Regions from separate parts of the Homo sapiens genome. Here regions 2 and 3 are each linked to region 1. A link is a loop called in an ENCODE intact Hi-C map of the cell type or tissue named here. Cell type or tissue: CD14-positive monocyte. All regions are shown on one strand. Links, peaks and the distances in the headings refer to the core of each region. The heading gives the core; the rest is flanking DNA.

Region 1 (8,559 bases), core at 2,496-6,495:
TTTGTACTTTCAACCTTTGAGAGTTTGTATGCATCTATGTGTGCTGCTACATGGCTCATGTGTAGAAGCAAGTACTTAGCCAGTGAGTAAGCCTGACTGACTGTTCAGCCTCTACATCTTAATTAGTTTTTGTGAATTTAGGGATTCTGGATGTCTCAAAATGTTTCCTTTGCAAATGTCAAGGGTACCATGTATGTAGAGCCCAATCTTCCAAAAAAAGCTCCATATGTCAGCTAGAAACAGAAGTATCTTAACTGAGTGAAGGTTGGAGGTTCCTGCATGAGGTTTCCACAAATGGGTTGTAGAAGGTCTTGGATTCTACAAGGTCTCGGTTTCTCTTAGGAGACCTTGGTCTCCTAAGGTCTTGATCTCTCTGGCAAAGTTAGTCCATAGTCATGACCCCTTTATGCTTCCTGCTGTTGGTAGATGTCATAGAAACCTAGCAAACAGTCAAATAGCACACTACCAAGACTGCCAGAGTAGGATTTCTTTTTAAAACCCAACATTTCTGGGCACATGCAAATGTCATTTCCTCTGTGAATGTGAAGTCCCCTCGGACTTTTCTCTTTTCTTTTTTTCTTTTTTTTTTTTTTTAGATGGAGCTCTGCTCTTGTCACCCAGTCTGGAGTACAACGGCATGATCTCATCTCACTACAACCTCCACCTCCTGGGTTCAAGCGATTCTCCTGCCTCAGCCTCCTGAGTGGCTGGGATTACAGGTACCCACCACCACGCCCAGCTAATTTTTTTGGATTTTTAGTAGAGACAGGGTTTCTCCATGTTGGCCAGGCTGGTCTCAAACTCCTGACCCCAGGTGATCCGCCCGCCTCAGCCTCCCAAAGAGCTGGGATTACAGGCATGAGCCACTGCACCTGGCCGGACTTTTCTCAAATAGTGTTCGCTATTTCATACTCTGTGCTTCCAGAGCACTCTATGCACAACTCATTACAGCATTATAGCATTTTAGCTGTGGGTCTTTTAGTCAGGGCCATCCTAATAAAGACCATAGTGGGTGGCTTATAAACAACAGAAATTTGTTTCTCACAGTTCTGGAAGCTGGAAGTCTGAGACCAAGGTGCCAGCATGGTCAGGCTCTGGTGAGGGCCCTTTTTCAGATCTCAGCCTGCCATCGTCTCATTTATACTCATGCTGGGGAAAGAGAACAAGAGAGGTCTCTGGGGTTCCTTTTACTGGAGATCTAATCCCCTTCCTGAAGGGATTTTATCTAATCCCCCACCTTCATGACTAATTACCTCCCAAAGGTCCCATCTCCTAATCACATCACATCGGGAGTTAGGATTTCAGCATATGAATTTCAGGGAAACACAAACGTTTAGTCCATAGCGGTCTCCTTCACCAGCCTTAGCTACTTGATAACAGAGACTCTATTTTAATCTTCATATCCCTAGTGCTTATCTTCTACAGTTTTTGGCATGTGGTTATTTCTTAATAATTTTTTTCCCCATAAGAATGAGCCAGGGAAGGCAGTACTCACAATGTGCTAGCAACTCTCCAAGCCATACTTCTATGGAATTGGGTAATACCTGCTAATTCCATAGAACAGAAAGTGGATAGATTACACAGCCCTAATTTTAGCTGTGGAGAGTTTTCCTGGACTCCTTATACAAGGGGATTCTCCCTAACCTTTCCTAGTGCCCCCTAGATTGACATCTCCTAAGGTCTTAGTTTCTCTGGCAAAGTTAGTCCACAAGGCATACTCTCATTATGCTTCCTGCTGTTGGTAGATGTCATAGAAACCTAGCAAATAGTCAGGTAGCACACTGCCAAGGCTGTCAGAATAAGATTTATATTTTCAAAAAATTCTCAAAGATAGGAGCAAAAGCAGGCGTGCCCTTCTCTTGTGACCTGTCACATCCTAGGGCAGTACACAGAGACTCCCAAAAGTCTAGTCTCCAGAGGAAGAGCCTCAGACCTTTAAACTGAGTGACTGGGAAATACCAGCCCCTCCTCTGGCACAATCAGGGGCTGGGATCTCATAGCCACATGATGGACGAAATCTTAGCTCCAACCCTGGTCCATCAGCCAAGCACTTACCATTAGGGAAGGAAATATTCTGGGGTCCAAACTGTATGGCTGCAGATATATAATATGGCAGGTCAGTGGCATGGTTTGTACTGCAGCATTCATGGCTGGAGTAGCACCAGCCCCTCCCCTGGCATAATCAGTGATCTTGAGATCACAGCTTACATGCTGTGGTAGGCAGGTGACCTTTTTGGCCACTTCGAGGTTCATGACCTGAATTACTCAACTGTGGCTGCTTTCACGTAGCTTTGCAGGAGGAAAGCCTAGGGGCGATTAGTACTGGACAAGTTAAACCCTGGTCTTTCAATGGACTTAGTCAATCCTTGTATGGTCTTGACTCATTAGCATCTGCTAATCCCTCTGAGTCTGAGTAAAATTAATCGGTCAAATTCACATTGAATTACTTCTTAAAAACAAAGTTATTAACACTCCTGTCTCTAAAATTAAAAGTGATCATTAAGCCTGCAAGGGTAGCAGCACCGTCTAACAGCCCAATGCATCTCTAGTGCCTATGCTACTGCTTTTGTTGAGTGAACGAAAGAATATTTTTAATTATGGGAATTAGACATCATTTTGGTTTGACTTTAAATAAAATGGGATTCAAATGTGTTTGCTATTTCCTAAAAGTAAATGATCCTGACAACTATAATGAGTAGTATTTAAAAAGGTCATCATTTTTATACCCTACCTCTCTACTCACCCCAGCAATCAAATAGTACCCTAATATCTACTTCCTGTCACGTGTTAAGTTTATCTAGAATAAAGGGCCATGGATTTAGTGAGAATCTAAGAAACAGCAGGAGCACGCAGGTCCTGCTTCACTAAAGAAAATTCATCTCCAGGTAGGCGCAGTGGCTCACACCTGTAATCCCAGCACTCTGGGAGGCCAAAGCAGGCAGATCACTTGAGGTCAGGAGTTTGACACCAGCTTGGCCAACATGATGAAACCCTGCCTCTACTGAAAATACAAAACTTAGCCAGGCGTGATGGCGGACACCTGTAATCCCAGCTACTTGGGAGGCTGAGGCACAAGAATCGCTTGAACCTGGGAGGTGGAGGTTGCCATGAGCTGAGATCACGCCACCATACTCCAGCCTGGGTGACAGAGACAGACTCAGTCTCAAAAAAAACGAAATTCATCTCCAATCATTGGAGGCATCATTGGAGGGCTTACTTACATCAGGAGCCTGCAAGGGGCATTTTCCAGACCTCCTGTCATGACAGCATGTCCTTATAAGATGGCACATTAGAATCAGCTGGAGATTTGATAAAAACAAACTAACAAACAACAACCAGATTTAGACCCCATTCCTAAAGATTCTAATTTAATTGGTTTGGGGTGGGGTGTGGGTATGACTGTAATCTGAAGGCAAACCATGTGTAAGCTGAATATGGTTTGTGCTGCTGCTGAGAACTACACAATACAAAGCATTGCCTGCATCTTGATGCCAATGTGGGAACTGATTTTCACTGTTTATATAGAAATAAAGTAAATACAGAAACCCAGAGCATTTAGAAATTTTTATAGTAAACTTACTGGGTAAATTATGTCTTTTAAATCTAATAAGAAGGTATCAAATATTATATTTCTAGTCTCTTATTTTTCATGTTATTTCATTTTTCTAGTAACAAAATTCATTTGTATTGTATTTAAAACAATACCAATTCATAATGGATTAAATATTAAAAACCGAAAAACCTAGCCCTTCACCTCAGTTTGCTCTATCTCTGTCTGTCTCTGTTTCTCTCTCACTCTCTCTCTCTGTCACTCACATATACACACACACACACACACACACACACACACCCCACACAGCAGAACTAGCAGAGAAGAGCAATAGTTACCAGCCTTCTTTGAGAATTTAGTCTGCTCTTTATTGCTCTGTCCCTGGCTCCCAGGGACAAAAAAGGGGGAAAGAAGAAAAATAAAAGAGGAAGAAAAGAAAAAAAAAGAGAAGAAATAAAAGGAAGAAAGGAGACAACAAAAGAAAAAAGAAGGAAAAAAGAAGGAGGGAAGGAAGGAAGGAACGGAGGGAGGGAGGGAAGAAGGGAGGAAGGGAGGGAGGGAGGGAAGGAAGTAGGGAGAAGGAAGAGAGTCATCTCACATTGACTGTGGCAATGCTGTATAAATTGATATTACAGGCCTTTCTTCTCACAGCCAGGAGAAGGTGGAGTGAATCTGTATACAGCATTTTTAGGGTCTGTATCTTCCCTTGCTCTGCACTTGTGTTCTGATGGTTTCAAGTTATTCTCCAATATGGTATTGACTCAAAACGTTGACTCAGAGAACTGGATTAGAGGAAGTACATTGAACTGGGAACCGAAAGCCTTGAGTTCCACTCTTATTCTGCCATTAACCAGCAGTGTGATGTGGGAAAGCTGCCAGATTGGTGAACTCCAGCTTTTTCATCAGAAGATGAAAGAGTAGGGCTTGACCCTTTTTAAGCATTGTGCCATAGTTGTATTTTGTTTCAAGCTTTTGCCTGCCTTTTGTTTCTTAAATATAACTAATTCTAAAAAAAAAAAGAGCAAGATTAAAATCTAATATTGACCTTTTGCTTTTAATTATTTAGGATGAGACGAAAGGTAAAGTTTTTGTTGTTTTTGCTTTGGTTTTTGCACATGGTCTTGGCTTCTTGGAATATAAATATAGTGCATATCAAATCCTATCTCTTGAGCATTATTAAATGAGAAAATAAGTATGTAGTCAGCAGAGTGAGTAGTTCTCAATAAGTGGAAGCAATAATTATTATTCAAAAATTTTAAATATTAATTTAATAAAGATTACTTATGAATGAAAAGCATCTAATAGATACCTGTTTTCCACATTTGCATTGTTCTTTATTCCATTAAAAGATTCAGAAGTGGCTGGGCATGGTGGTTCACGCCTGTAATCCCACCACTGTGGGAGGCCAAGGCAGGTGGATCACCTGAGGTCAGGAGTTTGAGACCAGCCAGACCAACATGGAGAGACCCCATCTCTGCTAAAAATACAAAATTAGCCAGTCATGGTGGCACATGCTTGTAATCCCAGCTACTCAGGAGGCTGAGGCAGGAGAATCTCTTGGACCCGGGAGGCAGAGGTTGTGGTGAGCCAAGATTGTGCCATTGCACTCTAGCCTGGGCAACAAGAGTGAAACTCCGCCTCAAAAAAAAAAAAAAAAAAAGAGATTCAGAAGCTCAGTGATGGTTGAGGTTTTACTAATTTGGGAGACACAGCTTTGGTTTGAGTTTTCAAGAGTTGCTTTGTTGATAAGAATATTTTAATAATGATTTTCCCGTTAATCTTTCTAAATTGTTCAGATAATAAATACTGTTCCCATTGAATGTCTAACCAAACACCCGTTAGTTTTCTGACTACTCTTTTAAAAATTCCTTTAGCTGTCTTAAGAGCATTTTACAGTAGAAAAAGATATTCCTTTCTGTGCAAGACAGTTTGGCCCTTAGGGGAAGAAATCTTTCAAAGGCAAAACCAGAAACTTTACAATGTTATAGTGAAGACTAATTCACTCTTTTTTTTTTTTTTTTTTGAGATGGAGTTTTGCTCTTGTTGCCCAGGCTGGAGTGCAATGGTGCGATCTTGGCTCACTGCAACCTCTGCCTCCCGGGTTCAAGCAATTCTCCCTGCCTCAGCCTCCTAAATTGCTGGGATTACAGGAATCCACCACCACGCCTGGCTAATTTTTTGTATTTTCAGTAGAGAAGGTGTTTTGCCATGTTGGCCAGGCTGGTCTTGAACTCCTGACCTCAGGTGATCCACCCACCTCAGCCTCCCAAAGTGCTGGGATTACAGGCATGAGCCACCTCACCTGGCCAATTCACTCAATTTCTAATACGATTCTCCAATAAAATGAACCAGGGCTCATTGGAAAAGTTATAGGACTATGGTAGGAAATAAACATGGTAAGCCTGGGGCATTGTGTGGTACCCAAAAGTAAGGAACTGCTCAAAAAATAAGAGGATGAGGACATGTTAAAGAACACAAGAGCCAACTTGGAAGAGCCCCTAATCTCCAAAGGTGTAACAATTGGAGTGACAATAACATAATATTGGATGTCTAACCCAAAATATAAATAAACCCATATCAATTCTACAAATAGCTGATTAAATCAATAAATGGAAGAGACACATCTTCCTTACAAAAGAATTCCAAATAATATATGTAGATATGCCCTCCTCCCAGAGATGGAGCTTCATTACTCCTCATCCCACCCTCTTGAGTATGGGATGGACTCACTGAATCATTTAGTAAATAGAATATGGAAAGGGAAAAACAGTGACTTTACAGTGGAGAACACTGACAAACATTACCTTCACCAACTAATCAAGATTAACATCACCAGTGATTCAGCAGTTTGATGCCATATCCTCTGTCTTAGTTTGGGCTGCTATAACAAATCACCATAGACTAGGTGGCTTAAAAAACAAACATTTACTTCTCACAATTCTGGAGGCTGAAAGTCTGAAATCATGGTGCTGGCACAGTCAGGTTCTGCTGAGGATTCTCTTCCAGACTGCAGACTGCACAATGGCAGAAAAAGGGCTAAACAGCTCTCTGGAGCCTCTTTTATAAGGGCACTAATCCCATTCATGAGGGCTCCACCCTCATGAGCTAATCCCCTCCCAACCACCCCACCTCCTAATTCTGTCACATTGGTTATTCTATTAGGATTTCAATATGAATTTTGAGGGGACACAAACATCTAGCTCATAACACCCTGTGATATACTGTTGTGAGAAGGGCACTTCACTTCCCTGACATTATCTTCAGAACTCTGTAACCTCAGTTCGACTCTGATGAAACACTGGACAAATACGCATTGAAGGACATTCTATAAACACCTCCCCAATACTCCTAAAAAATGTCAGGCACAGTGGCTCACTCCTGTAATCCCAGCACTTTGGGAGGCTGAGGCAGGCTGATCACTTGAGGTCAGGAGTTCAAGACCAGCCTGGCCAACATGGTGAAACCCTGTTTCTACTAAAAATACAAAAATTAGTTGGGCATGGTGGGGTGCACCTGTAGTCCCAGCTACTCAGGCTGCTGAAGCAGGAGAATCACTTGATCCCAGGAGGCGGAAGTTGCAGTGAGCTGAGATTGCACCACTGTACTCCAGCATGGGCGACAGGAGCAAGACTCCGTCTCAAAAAAAAAAAAAGTCAAAGTCATTACAAACAAAGAAAGTCTGAGCAACTATCAGAGCCAATAGGAGCCTGAGGAGACATGATTAAATGTAATGTGGTATCCTGAAGCAGAAAAACAGACATTAGGAAAAAACTCATGAAATGCAATCAAGTATGGAGTTTAGTTAACAGTAATGAACACATATTTGATTCCTTAGTAGTAATAAATGTACCATAGTAATGTAAAAGGTTAACAACAGGGGAAACTGAATGAAGGATATACAGGAACTCTTTGTTCAGGTACTGTTTTCAACTTTTCTGTAGGTCTGAAACTATTTGTAAAATAGTTTACTTACTTTTTTTTTTTACAGTGAATGCTACTTGATAGTTTGTGTAAAGGTGTTTATTAGCCACTTGACTGAGAGCAGGCAGGAACACAGCACTGAAAACAAGTCTCATACATAATAAGCGGTCAACAACCTCTATTGAATAAATGTAATAACTATCAAATATTTATACACAATATAAGTTATAAGCTATTTATTTGCAATTAAAAGCAGTTTTTAAAATCCTTAAATTTTAAGGTTATAGGAGAAATTACTCAAAAAGAGGAAAAAAATGTTTTCATTTACTGAAAGTTTCCAAAATATATTCAAACCAGGGATAATTTAAGGAAAGTTACAGAGGAGGTGGCATATGCAATCAGTTAGGAAGCTGCCCAGCCAAATGGAACATTGCTGAAAGGGAAAATGGAGAAGATCTGATTAAAAGTAGGTATGTTTTCTTTTGGGAACTTTAAAAATTGTTACCATTTCCTCTTCTGTCTCTTGTTTGTTGTGGTGAGCTCTAGGCTTCTTCCTTTCTCTTGTTTCTCTTGTTTTATTTTTATTTTTGCTTTATATATATAGATGTATATCTACATATATTTTATAAATATATATGTTTAAATATATAAAATATATTTATAATATAAATATAAATATATAACTAAACTTTTAAAATATAAATATATTAATATATATTTATATATAAAATATATACAATATTGATTGACTTGTATTTGATAATACTTGTCAATTGACAAGTAGAACTTGATTTAGATACTGGCTTTGTCATATAATGGCTATGTAACCTTGGACCAATTTTTATATATATATATTTTTTTCCTTGTGGTCTATCTCACATTTTGTTTTTTTCTTTCTTACTACTCTGATTTTCTTTTGTCTCTCCTTTTCCCCCCTTATGATCTGGCAGCCCCAGGCTGAAGCTTGCTTCCCTTTCATGTGAATGACTCAGCCCCTGTCTTCTGTTCTCAAGCACCTGGCTTGGGCCCATCCTTTACTTATCAGCATTTTCTTTAAGGACACTTGCAGGCATTTATGAAGTATTTTG
Region 2 (8,559 bases), core at 2,424-6,423, 270 kb after region 1:
GTCAGGATTCTTCTAATGATGGAAAACAACTTACAAATTGCTGTCTGCTAGGTTGCAGTAATGAAACAGTTGTAATTACCTGCATGAAATTAGTCTGAAAACTCTCCTTTGGAACTTTAGTGTGAGATTCAGAAAGTCAACACGAATATTTATGGTATGAGGAACCGGGTCATGGAAGAAAATTCTCCAGACCGTGGGGGAGTATTCTTTTAAGGAAAGTGCATGACACCGACATTGATTTTGCAAAGGAGAGTTGTGTGTGGAAAGTCATAGACACTGGTGATGCTCAATCAAACTTTGATTTAGAAGAGCAGGCTTTAAATGCAAAGAACTTTGGAAATGCCTTTACTCATTTATTTTGCTACTATATTCATTTTACGTATACACAAAAGTAATATACAATAAAAATCTATCTAAAGAAGTCTAAAATAACTCTTCTAACAAGTATAATCACTGTAAGTGATAAAGCATTCTGTCATAGTTTAATTGGAAGCATTTTTCTTAGTGGTATATAGGAAAATGGGGCTTCCTACAATCAATTATGTATTTGATGCAATGACATAAAGCAATATATACATATATTTAAATATTAATAAATGCCAACTTTACTTCCTATACTTGCAGTGACAACAACAATAATAATCACATAACTGCTCTTATTAAATAAAATCCAACTTGTTAACTAAAAAAGCATAACCACTGCAGCATCCATTTATTCATACATATCTCACTGACTCTTCCAAAACACAGCTTGAAAAGATCCAGCATGAATGCTTAATTTCAGTACACTGAATTTAAGACCAAATACACACTGTATAAGTACCAAGGCTAAATTGTGATCATCATTACATTAGATTCTATATCTTTGCTATTATGAATAGTGCTGCAACAAATGTGGGGGTACAGGTATCTTTTTGATATATTGACTTTTTTCCCTTTGGATAAATACCCACTAGTGGGATTGCTGGATCATGTGGTAGTTCTATTTTTAGTTTTTTGAGAAATCTCCACACCATTTTCCATAATGATAGTAATTTACATTCCCACCAAAGTGTTTAAGAGTTCCCCGCTTTTTTTCACATCCTCACCAGCATCTGTTATTTTTTGTTTTTTTGATAATAGCCATCCTAGCTGGGCTGAGATGATGTCACATTGTGGTTTTGATTTTAAGTTCTCTGATCATTAGTTTAAGCATTTTTTCATATACTTGTTGGCTGTTTGTATGTCATCTTTTGAGAATTGTCTACTGGGATTATTTGTTGGTTTTCCTGTTGAGTTGAGTTCCTTGTATATTCTAGACACTAGTGGCTTCTCAGATAAATAGTTTACAAATATTTGTCTCTATTCAACAGGTTGTCTCTTCACTGTGTTCATTGTTTTCTTTGCTGTGCAGGAAGGTTTTAGTTTAATTTAGTATCATTTGTCTATTTTTTTATTGTTGCCTGTTCTTTTGAAGTCATATACATGAAACCTTTGCCTAGACTAATTCTTAAAGTGTTTTCCCTAAGCTTCCTTCTGGTAGTTATATAGTTTCAGGTCTTACATTTAAGTCTTTAACCTATTTTGGGCTGATTTTTGTATGTGGAAAGAGATAGGGGTCCAGTTTCTTTCCTCTGCCTACAAATATCCAATTTTCGCAGCATCATTTCTGGACAAGAATATCCTTTCTCCAATGTATGTTCTTGAGACCTTTGTCAAAATCAATTGTCTGTAAATATGTGGATTTATTTCTGGATTCTCTATTCTGTTGCATTGGTCCATGTGTCTGTTTTTGTGCTGGTACCCTGGTGTTTTGATTACTATAGCTTTCTAATATATTTTGAAGTAAGGCAGTATGATGCCTCCAGTTTTGTTCTTTTTGCTTAGGATTGCTTTGGGTATTTGGGGTCTTTGTTGGTTCCATATGAATTTTAGGATAGTTTTTTCTATTTCTGTGAAAAATGACATTAATATTTTGATAACGATTAAATTGAATCTGTAGATTGCTTTGAGCAATATGATAATTGTAACAGTATTCTGATCCATAAGCATAGAATATCTTTCCATTTGTTTGTGTCCTCTTCAATTTCTTTCATCAGTGTTTTGTAGTTTTCTTTTTAGTGGTCTTTCACTTTAGTGAAATTTATTCCTAGTATTTTACTTTATTTGTAGCTACTGTAAATGAGATTGCCTTCTTGGTTTCTTTCTTAGTTCATTATTGGTGTATAGAAAATGCTACTGCATTTTGTATGTTGATTTTGTATCCTACAACTTTACTGAATTTAGCTTTCAGATCTTAGAGTCTTTAGGTGGAGTCTCTAGGTTTCTCTAGATAGAAGATTACATCATCTGCAAAGGGGGACAATTTTACTTCCTCTTTTCCAATTTGTATGCTTTTTATGTATTTGTCTTGCCTATTGTTCTGGCTAGGACTTTCAGTACTATGTTGAACAGATCTGGTAAAATTGGGCAGCTTTGTTGTGTTCCAGCTCTTAGAAGAAAGGCTTTCAACATTTCCCTGTTCAGTATTATGATAACATTACATTAGTCATATATAGCCTTTATTATGTGGACATGTTTTCCTTCTATGCCTAGCCTGTTGAGAATTTTTATGAAGGGTGGTTGAATTTTATCAAATGTTTCTTCTGTGTGTATTGAGATGATCATATGATTTTTGTTCTTCATTCTGTTGATATGATGTATCACATTTATTGATTTGTGTATACTGAACCATCTCTACATCCCTGAGATAAATCCCACTTGACCATGGTGTGTTATCTTTTTGATGCACCATTGGATTGGATTTGCTAGTATTGTAAGGATTTTTGGATCTATGTTCCTCAGTGACATTGACCTGTAACTTTCTTCTTTTGCATCCTTGTCAAGTTTTGGTTTTGAAGTAATGCTGTCATCATAGAATGAGTTAGAAAGAATTCCTTCTGCTTCAATCTTTTGAAATAGTTTGAAGATAATTGGTGTTAGTTCTTCTTTGTAAGTTTAGTAGAATTTGGCAGTGTGTAAACTGGACTGGGCTATTCTTTGTTAGGAAATTTCTATTGCTGATTCAATCTCATTGCTCATTATTGGTCTGTTCATGCTTTCTATTTCTTTCTGAATCAATCTTGGTAGGTTGTATGTGTCCAAAAATTTACACATTTCCTTTGGATTTTCCAGTTTTTCAAGTATATAGTTGTTTTTGTCTCTGATCTTTTGTATTTTTGTGGTATCAGTTATAACATTTTCTTTTTCTTTCCCAATTTTGTTTATTTGGGTCTTCTTTTCTCTCTCATCCCTTTTTTATTAGTCTAGCTAGTGGTTTATCAATTTTATTTCTTTTCAAAAAACTTTTCATTTTATCAATCTTTTATATTGCCTTTGCATCTCTATTTCATCTATTTCTGCTCTGATCTTTACTACTTCCTTCCATCTACTAATTTTAGTTGGCTTATGCTTGCTTTTGTCTTATTTTTTTAAATGAAGTTACTTAACCAAAAAATGTGTGATCAAGTCTGCTGTAGGTGAGAGCCAATGTGCTTATTTATGTAAAATCATTATCCATTAATTCTTTCATGTTACCCAGATTAACTTTTTATATGGAATACAGCCCAGTTTCATGTTCTTATTTCGTAATACTTTTGAAAATATTTAAAATACAGTCCAGGTTTCTCTTGTCACTAAGTTAAAAAAAAAATTCTACCTTGGAGTGATAACTTCTTCCTCCCCCTTCTCTTCCTCTTTTCTTCCTCCTCCTCCTTTCTTCTTTTTCTCCTCCTTCTCTCTTTTCATACACACACACATACAAACACCAATACACACACGTACATATTTATCAATAATTGGGTAGATAACATATAAATATTGGGAGCTTTTCAAATAATTTCAGTGGGAAAAATCTCTCATTTCAGTTGATATTACTGATATTTTAATATTATCAGTGATATCCTGAATAATCATGTGAATCTTTGAGGTGGATTTGCCTTTCTTATGAGCCTCTTAACATTTCTCTGTGCTTGTTTTTTCTAGGATCTTAGAAGCAGTGAGGAATTCTTATTCATCTTCACCCTAGTTGTAACTGATATTGTAGGTCGACTCTCAATTTCCATTCCAAACTCCTTCTCCCTTGACTTCTTTACAAATTTTAATGAGGGGGAAAAACACTAGAGATTACACCTCTTGTAAGTCAGACTGACCATCTGACAAATTTCTGAGCTGAGATTTTGATAAAAAAATTATCAGGGAGCACTGCCCTCCTTCCCTTGCCAGGTAAAAAGGCAAAGCCAGGTAAAGAAGAAGATTTTACCATCACCTTGCAAACTTTTTTCTTTTTTGGGATGCACAGAAGTTTAGTAGTCTTCTTGTGTACCTGAGGATGCCTCATGTGCTAGAAAATGGTAAAGTAACGTAGAAGCATGCTCTTCTAGAGCAGCAGGATGATTCTTATTTGAAGGATATCACCCCATCCTTTAGTCATTGTTTGTTGTGTTTTCTGTTGTTTGCAACCACACCGAACCCTAACTTAGTAGTCTTACTCTCACCTCTTCCTGTTTTCTCTGAGATTGTGCTGTAATTTCTTCACCTCCTACATCTGAGGAGCTGCCAGCCAGTATGACTGATGCCTTCCTATCCTCACATCTCACTTAATGGACACAATGCCCATAAAACAGTGGAGTGACAGGGGTTATGATAGGGCAAATGTGACCTTATTTCACCATCATCTGATGTCTTTCATGTGTCTATTTTTAAATGTCTTGTCTAGAGGGTAATTTCCTCTTTCCATTGCCTCTGTCACTTTGTCTCTCTGTAGTAATATTAACATGTAGTTTTACTTGTTTCACCCAGAAGTATGCTGAAATAACTATTTTAATATTTATTACAGAACTGTAATAAGTATCTCCTCATGTAATAATGGAGGAGGAAATTGGCTGTTTGATGCCATAGTTTAGGGAGCAAGGATAATATTGAATTAGGTTTGTTTGAATTATGCAAAAGTAGGTCAAATTTCGAAAACAGGCTAAAGAGTAAACAACATGGGGATTATACAGAAGGGGTGGACAAAGAAGAGAATGGAATGAGGAAGGAAAGGCCAGAGAGGAGGCGTAAGGTGGAGTTTAAAATTGGATAAAATGGTTCACAGGGAAAAAAAAATCACAGCTATTAGGGTCACCAAAGGACTTTTAAAATAAGTGGATGCAGCATTTAGCTCGCATAGATGCTTTGCTTAAATGTGAAGTTTGCTCTGTGTCTTCCCCATCTTCAGTTAAATCTTCTACATTCCTAAATGATTTTTGGATAGAAATCATAGGAGAAGACTTTCATCTTTGGTTCAACACTATACCAAATAGATACTGTAAGTGCAGAATGACTCCACAAATTCAACTGAAATCACTGCTTACAGTGTTCTAAGGCTTCCTGAAAATCCCAGAAATCCTACAGAATGAGGTTTGAAACAGTGACATGTCCCTTAAAGAGCTTTGTGAACCCAGTTGGTATCTGAGTGAGACTAAGATAAAAATGATTACATGATATTAATAGAAGAGTATATCCTAGTCATGAGATATGAAGTTTTACTCAAATATTGCTTTAAGTTTAAGAAAGTTTGGAAGAAAGTTTTTTCCCCCCCAATTTTTGCTTTTTTCCTCTATACATAATGAAAGCTTATGAGGTGAAGGGGACTGTATCTTTTTTTTTTTTTGTCAATAGATTCCCAGAATTTAGGTCAGTGCAAGTCACCTAATAGGTCTCAATAAAACTTTTTTGTCAGGCTCACACCTATAATCCCAACACTTTGAGAGGCTGAGGCAGGAGGATTGCTTGAGGCCGGGAGTTCAAGACCAGCCTGGGCAACAGAGATTGTCTCTACAAAAAAATTTTTAAACAACTACCTGGGTGTAATGGTGCATGACTGTAGTCCCAGCTACTCAGGAGGCTGAGGTGGGAGGATTGTTTGAGCCCAGGAGTTCTAGGCTGCAGTAAGCCATGATTGGGCCACTGCACTCTAGCTTGGATGACAGAGCAAGACTTTTTCTGTAAAAGTTAAAAATAATAAAAGTATTTGAGTGAATAAAATTAATTTAGAAATATAAAAATATGAAATTTGGAGAGTGTACAACTTGATAAGTTATAAGTTCTTTTGTTCTACCTTCCATGTAGAGATAATACTTTGTTAAAAATTAGTTTCATATTTTATAGAAAAAAATTTTATATTGCTTCTTCAAAGTACCTGAATGAATCACTGTAAGCAGTGATTTCAGTTGAATTCATGGAGTCATTCTGCATTTACAATATCTATTTGGTATAGTGTTAAACCAAAGATGAAAGTTTTCTATAATTTCTATCCAAATCATTCTATATATTCTATTTTATATATATATATATATATATATATTCTGTATATTCTATCGAAGGCCTAGAATATGTAGTGCATTACAGGTGCTTTGAGGAAACAACATGAAACTTTCTGCAGTATTTACTACTACAGTGGATGAAAAAATGGTACTTGTTGGTTGTCACTTTTTTTTTTTTTTTTTTTTTTGGAGTCTCACTCTGTTGCTCAGGCTGGAGTGCAGTGGCACGATCTCGACTCACTGCAATCTCCGCCTCCTGGGTTCAAGTGATTCTCCTGCCTCAGCCTCCCAAGTAGCTGTGACTATAGGCACGTGCCACCACGGCCAGCTAACTTTTGTATTTTTAATAAAGATGAGGTTTCGCCATGTTGGCCAGGCTGGTCTCAAACTCCTGACTTCAGGTGAACTTCCCACCTCAGCCTCCCAAAGCGCTGGGGTTATAAGCATGAGACACCGCACCCTGCAGTTGTCACTTTTTTTTTTCTCTAAAGAATCGTTTTGCCAAACTTGATTCATAGTAGAATTTTAGTTTTTTGTTCTTTGTTCTTCTTTTGATGCTAAAATAAAAGTTAATTTTAATAAAATTGTTATAGATTGTTAAACATATTTTAACTAAGGCAAAGTAACTATAAGTAACTAACAAATAATGGAAATTTGGAAATAATTTCTGTTCTGATCACCTTGATTTAAAGCCAGCTTACTCCAAAATGCTGTCACATTGCTTTTATATAATCATATGCTCTCAAGTTAGTTCCTAGAAAAGCACAACAGACGTACAAACTGCAAATAAAAGGTCATTAGTGTCTGGATGTGGGATACTACATATGCAAGTATTGTTTTGAATAATCCTGATATTTCTCAGTCTTATTTACCACAATCCTCTTTCTCCAAATATTTTCCTCTTATATTTCACTATCTGAAGATGGCCATTTTTCTTCAAAAGCCATAGATGCTATCAGACAAAAATTTCTCCACTTAACATTGTGCTTTCCCTTTCTAAGTTGTGTTTAGAATTTATCAATTTCATTGTCTTTTAGCTAGTTGCAAAATCTGAAAAAAATGGTGATTATATCTATGTCAGTATTCTGGTTGCTATATTCTTCTATAGGGTTACCAAAAAAAAATATTATGATTAGGGGAAACTGGGTAAAGCTTACATGCAGATCTCTGTATTATCTTTTTTTAAACAACTGTATGTGAACTTACAACTATATTAGTAAAATTTTCATTAAAACAAAATCTGAGAGAAGTCTATTTCTAAGCAGAGCAGGTTGACTTTGGAGACATAGGCAGGTGAAGATTAATGTAAAATATTGTCTAGATTGTTAATGAATGAGTAAATTAATATATTGTAATATAGTGTATCCTTCTGCTACATAATCTTTCTTTACTACTAATTTATTTCTTTTCAATTACAGGGTCTTCCTTTTTAAAAATAATTCCTGCTTTACTATGTCTTCAATTTCTCCTTTTTGAATATTATGGTGGCTTTACTTAATTTTTACCCAAATTTATTGCTTTGTTATAACTTCCCACAGCTTCTGATTTCTGATTTTGAGAATCCATGTGGCTTTTGGATGTGTGAATTCAATTCTGAAGACTTGCTGAGGCTTGGCCATTCAGCTCAAATTATCGGCATGACCTAGTAACTGGTTCAGTAGTAGATGTATGAGAATCACAGATCCAGCTGAATTCCAGAAAATATTGTGAAAATTCAAGTTCTCTGTGGTTTGAGGACATGAAGCCTGCCTATTTTTTGCTACTATAAGAGGAGTCAGCTGGGCTTAAGTTTCATGTACAGAGATGAGCAAACCTAAAAGAGAGCCAGAGAAAAGGAGCCCCTATTGAAAATTAACTAAAGCCTATATCGTCTTTGGACTTTTTTCAAATGCATGAGATAAACAAACAAACAAAAAACAGACTTTCACTTTTCTTATTGCAACATATGAATCTCTCTAAACTACACTGATACTGAATTCAGTAATGGAAAAGAGGGTGTTGTAAGTAAAAATGTGAAACCAAGGAGAGAGTAGGTAGTGAAGAGAATTGCTCTGTCTTGTGCTGGAGAGTTGGCCTTCCTCATTCGTAGTTATAGGGGAGTTTACTAACCTGTGGCCCCTTGAACTCTGAAATAAGCATCATATAAGAAATGTCATAATGCTAAAGTATGTTGAAGCCTTCTTTTAATGTTCACTCTTGTCCCTTGATGAAGAGATAGGCTTCATTTGAAATTATA
Region 3 (8,559 bases), core at 1,684-5,683, 52 kb after region 1:
AGTCATTAAATGTTGGTAACCCATTCTATATCAAGGTTCCATGTACTAACTCTTGCTCCACCACATTTTCTGTATAAGAGCTTGAATGAATTATTTAACTTTCCTCTGCCTCCACTGTGTCTTCTGTAAATCTGGAGAAAAGTAGTGAGCCTCGAACTTAGGTGTGCTTAGAACCTACCCACCATTCAATGTACAATAGGAATTATTAATGTTATCTTAGATAATATTAATGTACTAACTGGCTCTGTCCTTTATGATTTTATAGAAATTTTACATTAGTTCATTTCTTCACAACTGAATTTAGAAAAATCCTTACCAGATATGCAATGAGGTCTAAACTAAGATGTTCAAATATTAAATATAAACTACTTATAATTTCAAACAATTTGAAACCATTTAATTTAAAATGTGAGTGTACTCTGATTATTCAAAATTTTATATTTATACTAATATAGAGATTCCATATTTGTTTTATAGTAGTCCATTATTAAAAACTTTTGAAATCAAAACCACTGTATTTGCTTTGTAATTTTCCTAAAGATTGTCCCACAGATGTGACTTTTTTTTTTTTTTTTTTTTTTTGAGATAGAGTCTCACTCTGTCACACCCAGGCTGGAAGGCAGTGGCACGATCTTGGCTCACTGCAACCTCCGTCTCCTGGGTTCAAGCAATTCTCCTGCCTCAGCCTCCTGAATAGCTGGGCTTACAGGCACATGCCACCACACCAGGCTAATTTTTGTATTTTTAGTAGAGACAGGGTTTCACCATGTTGACCAGGCTGGTCTCGAACTCCTGAGCTCAGGTAATCTGCCTGCCTTGGCCTCTCAAAGTGCTGAGATTATAGGCGTGAGCCACCCCTCCTGGCCAGGATGTGACTATTTCTTACATAAAGGTTGGCACTCTGTGGTTTTAAAGTTGTGTTCAGGGGTATATGTCAACCTTGGAAGAAGTTTCATCACGGGAAACACTTAACTTGGGTCTGCTATATCACTGCTTCAAGGATGATGGTTGAAATATAATGCAGAAGACATGCATGATCTGAAAAAATGACAAACCACTTGTCTCCTACAAAGTAGTGGTAATTAGGAGAATTAGATGCTGTTACTTCCTGAAGTTTCTATTTGAAATATGACTCCAAAATTCATCGAAGTCATTACCAAAAACACATCATTTTGTCTGAGACAACAGCATACTAGCTACAATGTTTTGGTGCAATATTGCTCGGTCTCAGTGAAATTTGCTTGTAAGAGGATACGGTAAATGTATTAGCTTGGTACTTATCCTACCAAGTACCATACATATGAATGGTAAATGTATTAGCTACTGTAACAGATTACTACAAACTTTGTAGCTGAAAACATTAATTTATTATTTTATAGTTCTGGAGATCAGGAATCTGAAGTGGGTGTCACTGGGCCCAAATTAAGGTGTTGGCAGTGCTGATCTCCCCTGAAGGTTCTAGGAGAGAATTTGTTTCTTCACCTTTCCAGCTTCCACAGGCCACCCTCATTCCTTGGCTAGCAGCCCCTCCCTCTACATGCAAATTTCATCACTTCGACTTCCACTTCCATTGATTGCCACACCTCTTATCTGCCTCTCATCTTCCTGCCTCCCTCTTATAAGTTCCCTTGTGATGACATTGGGCCCAACCAGATCATTTAGGATTATCTCCCCATTTCAAGATCTTGAATTTGATCACATCTACAAAGGGCATCTTCCTGTGTAAGGTAATGATGAGTGCAGGAAATGCTACCCCAAAATATGGCACTTTGGCATACTGAGTATTTTAAGCGGAAAGAAATTGAGAAAACTGCAGAAGCAGAAAGGTCATTCTCTGACCTTCTCTGCCTTTCTTCCCTGAGGCCATAGAAAGAATTTGTTTTACCTACCTCTCCTGATAGTAGGTTATAAGATCCTCATTCCAGAGGGGTCCTGCCCTATACCTGGAGGCCAAGGAGAATCTGAGCAAAGAAGCCTTGCTAAATTTCCCTCAGTTTATTACCATTAGGTCAACCCCCCGTTTTGTCCAGTCATACTTCTACAAGACTTCTCTTTCTTTTTTTTTTTTTTTTTTTTGAGATGGAGTCTCACTATTGTCACCTAGGCTGGAGTGCAGTGGTGCAATCTCAGCTCACTGCAACTTCCACCTCCCAGGTTCAAATGATTCTCCTGCCTCAGCCTCCCAAGTAGCTGGGATTGCAGGTGCCCTCCACCACCCCCGGCTAATTTTTGTATTTTGCGTAGAGATGGGGTTTCACCATGTTGGCCAGCCTGCTCTTAAACTCCTGACCTCAAGTGATCCACCCACCTCAGCCTCCCAAAGTACCTGACTTTTCAATCTTCATCAAACCTAAGCATACAAATATACAGTTTTCCCTGAGTTTGGGGGTCTTTTCTGAAGGCTCCCGTTCCCATAATTTTTTTTTTTTTTTTGTCATCCAGGCCGGAGTGCAATGGCACAATCTCTGCTCACTGCAACCTCCGCCTCCCAGGTTCAAGTGATTCTCCTGCCTCAGCCTCTTGAGTAGGTGGGATTATAGGGGTGTACCACCATGCCTGGCTAATTTTTGTATTTTTAGTAGAGATGGGGTTTGACCATGTTGGCGAGGCTAGTCTCGAACTCCTGACCTCAGGTGATCCGCCCGCCTCAGCCTCCCAAAGTGCTGGGATTACAGGCACCCAGCCCCATAAAACTTTTGTTAAGTAAATTTCTTGTACTTTTCTCTTGTTAATTTGTCTTTCATTTTAGGGATGTCGGCCATGAACCTTGTGATGAGTGAGAAGAATTTTTAAATTTTTCTCTCCTACAAAAACGTATTCAAAACTTTTAGAGATTAAGATGTGGCTATATTTTGGGAAACCATTATTCTTTCTACCACATTGAAGTATGAAATTAATCTCAATAATATAGTAATCTAAGCACAAAAAAAGTCTTGAAAGAAACCAATAAACTTAATCAAAATGAATAAACCAATGATGTGCATTGAACCAGGCTTATTCTATTACCAACACTAAGAAAAGAAAACTCTATTTGACATATAGCTATTATATTTGATTGGCATAGTGACTCAGGAGTTCATATTGTTAAAACTACTTTTACCTTCATGAATGCAATGCATTAATGAATATGTGGGAGGTAGGAGGAGGATGAGGAAGTTGGAGGAGGAGGGAATAAAGCATGAGGCATTTATCATTTCATGAGTCATCTTGACATAAAAGGATAAATGCCTCATGCTTTATTATCCAATGGAAACTTTATTATCAAATGGAAACTTTGTTAATAAATAATAAACAAACATTTTTATTTTGTTGATAATAAAAAATGCTTTGTTATCAAATGGAAACTTTGTTATCCAATGAAGTCCATAAAATGGAAACTCTGTTATCCAATGAAATAACTGAATTTTATACACACAAACCAAAATAAAGGTGAAGCAAAAAAATTTTTTTTTGTTTTTTTGTTTTTTTTTTTTTGTTTTTAGAGACAGAGTCTCACTCTGTGGCCCGGGCTGGAGAGCAGTGAGCAATCTCAGCTCAGCTCCTGAATAGCTGGGACTACAGGCACACGCTGCCACACCCGGCTAATTTTTTGTATTTTAGTAGAGACGGGGTTTCACCTTGTTGCCCAGGCTGGTCTCAAACTCCTGAGCTCAGGCAATCCGCCCGCCTCGGCCTCCCAAAGTGCTAGGATTACAGGCATGAGCCACCATGCCCGGCAAGAAAGGAAATTTTTAAATAACAGATAGCGGAAAGAGAAGTTTTGGATCCAAGCCCAATCTCTTACCACATGAACTTGATCAAGTCACCTAACCTCTCTAAGCTTTAGATGTGTTTCTGTGAAATGGAGCAATAATAGCTGCCTTGTAGGTAGACTGTTAGAGTTTGGAATACTCCCATCAGTCTCGTAATGAACAATGAGTTATCTACAGTCTCCCCAAATCACAAACAACGCATTCACCTTCAATGTGTTATATACAGTTTAAATCTCATAAATTATGTCTCCAGATAACTACATCAGATACTCTTCTAGTTCAGGAGACAGTAAACTGAAGCGCCATCTTTATTATTTTGTATGGTGTTGTTGATTCTCAACAGACATGTCTCAGGTTAATTCTACCCAACCACCTAAGATTAATGTGACAGCGTGTTGACTGATTTGACACATATGTAACTTTATTATATTTCTGTTTGCACTGGTTGTGTCCAAATTTAGGACGAAGTGATTTTAAATATCTGAATGGCATCATCTTTTCTTCTGTGAAGTACTTTTTATCATCATTTCCAGGACTCCTCTCCAGTCCTCTAATGTATCCTAATAGTTACTTCACTATGATACAATACCTACTACATGTAATGTAATCCAAAGTACATATTGTCTACCTTTTTTTCTCTTTAAATTTTTGAGACAAGTATTTACTTTCTATATCCCACATATCATTGGTTTTGGCCCCAGAATCTCAACCAGATATTCAAGAAAAATAAATCCACATGAAATCATAGAATCTCAGTATTGGAAGTGCCCCTGGCAATCACTTAGTTTCACCTTTTAGCAATGTTTAAACTCGCCATGTGTTAATGGCACAGAGTATCCTTTTTTTTTTTTTTTTTTTTTTTTTTGAGACGGAGTCTGGCTCTGTCGCCAGGCTGGAGTGCAGTGGCGCCATCTCGGTTCACTGCAATCTCCACCTCCCAGGTTCAAGTGACTCTCCTGCCTCAGCCTCCCAAGTAGCTGGGACTACAGGCTTGCACCACCACGCCCAGCTAATTTTTTTGTATTTTTAGTAGAGACGGGGTTTCACCATGTTTTCCAGAGTGGGTCTCTATCTCTTGACCTCGTGATCTGCCCGCCTCAGCCTCCCAAAGTACTGGGATTACAGGCGTGAGCCACCGCACCCGGCCTGAGTATCCATTTTTTAATAAAATGCATGATGATTAATGCTTGTTGGAGACAAGAGCTTCCAACTTTGTCATCTAACACACAGAAAATGTGGCATTTTTGAACTTGTCAAATCATGCTCAACAGATGACATAGCATCTACGTGCATATTTCAAAACTCTAAACTGGGGATTGGCAAATTGTGGCCCCAGGATCAAATTCAGCCTGCCACCTGCCTTTATATGGCCTGTGAAACAAGAATGGGTTTTACATTTTTAAATAATTTTTTAAAAGTCAAAAGAAGAATGATATTTTGTGTCACATAAAAATTATGCAAAAGTCAAATTTTAGTGTCCATAAATGAAATTTCTCGAAACACAACCACACTCATTAATTTCCATATTGTCTATGGCTGCCTTCCCATTACAATGGCAGAGCTGAGTAGCTGTGACAGAATCTGTAGGTGGTGCCCCATTCACTTCACATTGCTGTTAAGTACAGTACTAATAACAATGTCATAGTCATAACTCAACTGATTTTCAAGTGTCATATATGTTACTGTCCTGTGACATTTTATTTTAAAGTCCAGTTAAATATGACCAGTGCAAATCATGTCAAAACAAGAAAACAAAGCAAAAGTAGACTTTGAGTGTTACACGTTTAAGGAACAGTTGAGTGAAATTAGATGGCAAAGCATCATGTTTATTATGCAAAGACTTTTAGCTGTGCTAAAATAATACAACATACTTCAACATTACTGGAGCTAGCACTCGTCACAGTATCTCCAGCTTGTGGGAGAGCAGCAATGAGGAAAATCAGAAAAGTTAAGACAAAATATATAGCAGAATTTCTTCACAAAAATAAACAAACTGAAAACCAAAAAGGTTTTATTTGTTAGCCATGCAAGGAAACCTGTTTACTAGTGGTGATGTAATTAAATTGTGTTTGACACAATTGCAAAGAAATGTGTCCAGAGAAAATAAATTTACTTAAGACTATTAGCCTCTGGGTGAGAACACTTGCTCAAAAAGTTGAGGACATTAAGAGCAGCATCAATGGTCAATTAAAATAAAAGGCAAATGATTTTGAATAGTTTTCCTTGGCTCTTCATGAACTGATGGATGTCAGAGATACCACTTGGTTGTTATTTATTCAAGGACACAATGCTGAGTTTAAAGTGATGGAAGAATTAGCCTCTATGAATAGTCTGCATGTAGTAACTACAGACAAGAATATTTTCAAAGAGCATGAGAGAACACTAATTCAATAAAATCTGGAAGGAAATTTGCTAAGATATGTTAAAACTGATAGTGTTAAAAATACATATGGGGAAGAAAAACATTTAGTTGAACAAATTTAGAAAGTTTGTGAAAATACAGTGTTTACAGCTGGTGATTATTTATTATATTATTCACCAACAGGTGCTTTGCAGAAAATAAATTAATCTACCATGTGCTTTTGAACTAGTAGTATAAATTTCACGTGCTCTTTTGAGCTAACCATGATCAGTTCCATGATTTTATTTGGTCAAAAATAGAAGCTAAATATTCCGACTTGCCCTACCACCCAGGAATTTGATGGTTTAGCAGTAAGAAAGTTTAACTGTGATTTTTTTTTAAGCCCAGGACCAAGATTGATTTTTTTCTGCAAGAAGGATTCTCAATCACTATTATGAAAAACCGAATGGCTTTGGAAGTTAGCCTTTGCTGCAGACTTGAAAATGTTTCTTCATAAACTCACCCTAACATTGCAAGGTCAAATAGCACTACATGAGAAATTTATACTTCAGTGAAGACATTTTGACAAAAACTAACATTGTTTAAATCACCAGTAATGTTAAGCTGCTTTATACATGTCCCATTCTGTCAAAGGTTAAAATAAAGAGCAAGATCTTCATTCCTACAAAAATACATAGTGCATGTATCTTTTGACCCCCTACTACAGTTCAAGTAACATTTTCCAAACATGGTACAAGTATGAAGGAAATTTCTATGTTTCAAAAAATCCATTTAAATATATAATTCAGGAGCTTCTGCCTAGTACTCAACTTGAAGTTAATAATCTGAGATGTAATCACATCCTAAAATGCAAATATCAGGAAAAAACATAATAGAATTCTTATATAAATTATTTCCAAGTGATAAATAAGCTCAGTTAAAGTCAGATGCTAAAAATAAACACGTGTCTGTCTAAAAGCACATTTTCCAAGATGAAATAGATAAAATATCATACACATTTTACAAATCAACATTAACAGATAAACATGTGCAATCAATTTTGATCATAGGAAACACTAATTTTGAACCCCAATTAAATAAAATATTATCCCCACAAAAGAATTGTATTCTCATTAGTAGACGTATGTTACACAAAAGTTATACTCAATTATTACTATATTTTAAATTTGATCAATAAAAATTTCATTAAAAATTTACTTTTTTATTATTCAAGAGCAATTGTTCCCTCAGTATCCATAGGGGATTGTTCCAGGACACTCATGGGTACCAAAGTCACTGGATACTCAAGTTCTTGATATAAAGGGATACAACATTTACATATAATCTACCCACATCTTCCCATACGCTTTAAATCCTCTCTAGATTACTTCAAATACCTAATACAATGTAAATGCTATGTATTGTAGTCTGTTTTGTGTAGCTATAAAGGAATACCTGAGCCTGGGTAATTTATAAAGAAAGAAAGGTTTACTTGGCTCACAATTCTGATGTCTGGAAAAGTTCAAGATTGGACATTTGCATCTGGTTAGGGCCTCAGGCTGTTTCTACTCATGGTAGAAGGTGAAAGGGAGACGGTGTCTGCAAAGATCACGTGGCGAGAGGCACAGTGGAGGTACGAGGCTCTTTTTAACAATCAGGTCAATGGATTGGTAACCAATGGATAAGAATGGTCTTGTAATTATACAGAGCTTTGCAATGAGTTGAGAGAGAACTTTTGATTGTTATGATGATGATACTTCTTATAATTTTGTTATAGTGTTATGAATAAATTACTCTCTTAAATACTCTTGGAAATAAACTCAATATAAATAAATAATAAAAGTAATTACAAACAATTTCTAAAAAATTAATTCTGCCAACTTTTCCATTAAGAGTTCATAGATACAAAGAACATATGGATGCTAGAACATGCTTGTTTGTTTGCTTATTTGTTTCATGCAATAATAAATTGTTTTCATCAAGCCTAATTTTAACACTGCATTTTAAATAAGCTTATTTTCTGATATATGTTTATATTTCTAATGGAAAATTGTATTCTAAAAAATCGAAGTAAAATTAAATCATATTGTTAAGAATAATGTCATTTCCTGCATTATATTTACATAATAGATTAAGCACAATTAGGCCATTTGAAGTACTTGCAAATTATCTCTTTCTCTTGTCTATTTTATACCTATCCATCTCTCTATTTTGTAACTGCCTCTCTCTCCATCCCTGCTTCCACTGTTTTTTTCTTTAAAATCTTATTATTTTTCCTTGGAAATGGTCTCTGAATCACTCTGATTGTATTCAATAAATTTTTATTAAATGTTCAATGACTAAATCAGAACTGGGTCACTGTTGGAAGCACAATTATCAGGCTGGCTTCCCTCACTCCATTAACTGAACTCCCATCCATCCAAATACACAAAACGACCTTTCTAAAATCCTAAACAAATCTTGTCA

What was found. Peaks named below come from ENCODE experiments on the same cell type or tissue, not always from the same donor. Only the 100,000 strongest peaks of a DNase experiment are listed, where the experiment ranks them.
Region 2: it touches region 1 in a loop (4-fold over the local background); 1 of 110 quality-filtered maps calls a loop at or near these places.
Region 3: a loop joins it to region 1, with 2.0 times the contacts of the local background. A loop is called at or near these places in 1 of 110 quality-filtered maps.

Annotation. Positions count from the first base shown.
Region 1 is chr13:80,169,067-80,177,625 of GRCh38, forward strand. No RefSeq gene overlaps it. Among named protein-coding and RNA genes, the nearest start is that of LINC01080, 160 kb to the left of the region's middle. In CD14-positive monocyte, for the core only: no CTCF peak of the experiment used is centred there; a DNase peak (open chromatin) is centred at 4,365; H3K4me3 peaks cover 370 bases.
Region 2 is chr13:80,439,809-80,448,367 of GRCh38, forward strand. No RefSeq gene overlaps it. Among named protein-coding and RNA genes, the nearest start is that of SPRY2, 100 kb to the left of the region's middle. In CD14-positive monocyte, for the core only: no CTCF peak of the experiment used is centred there; a DNase peak (open chromatin) is centred at 4,633; H3K4me3 peaks cover 619 bases; H3K27ac peaks cover 930 bases; H3K27me3 peaks cover 283 bases.
Region 3 is chr13:80,221,501-80,230,059 of GRCh38, forward strand. No RefSeq gene overlaps it. Among named protein-coding and RNA genes, the nearest start is that of SPRY2, 120 kb to the right of the region's middle. In CD14-positive monocyte, for the core only: no CTCF peak of the experiment used is centred there; no DNase peak of the experiment used is centred there.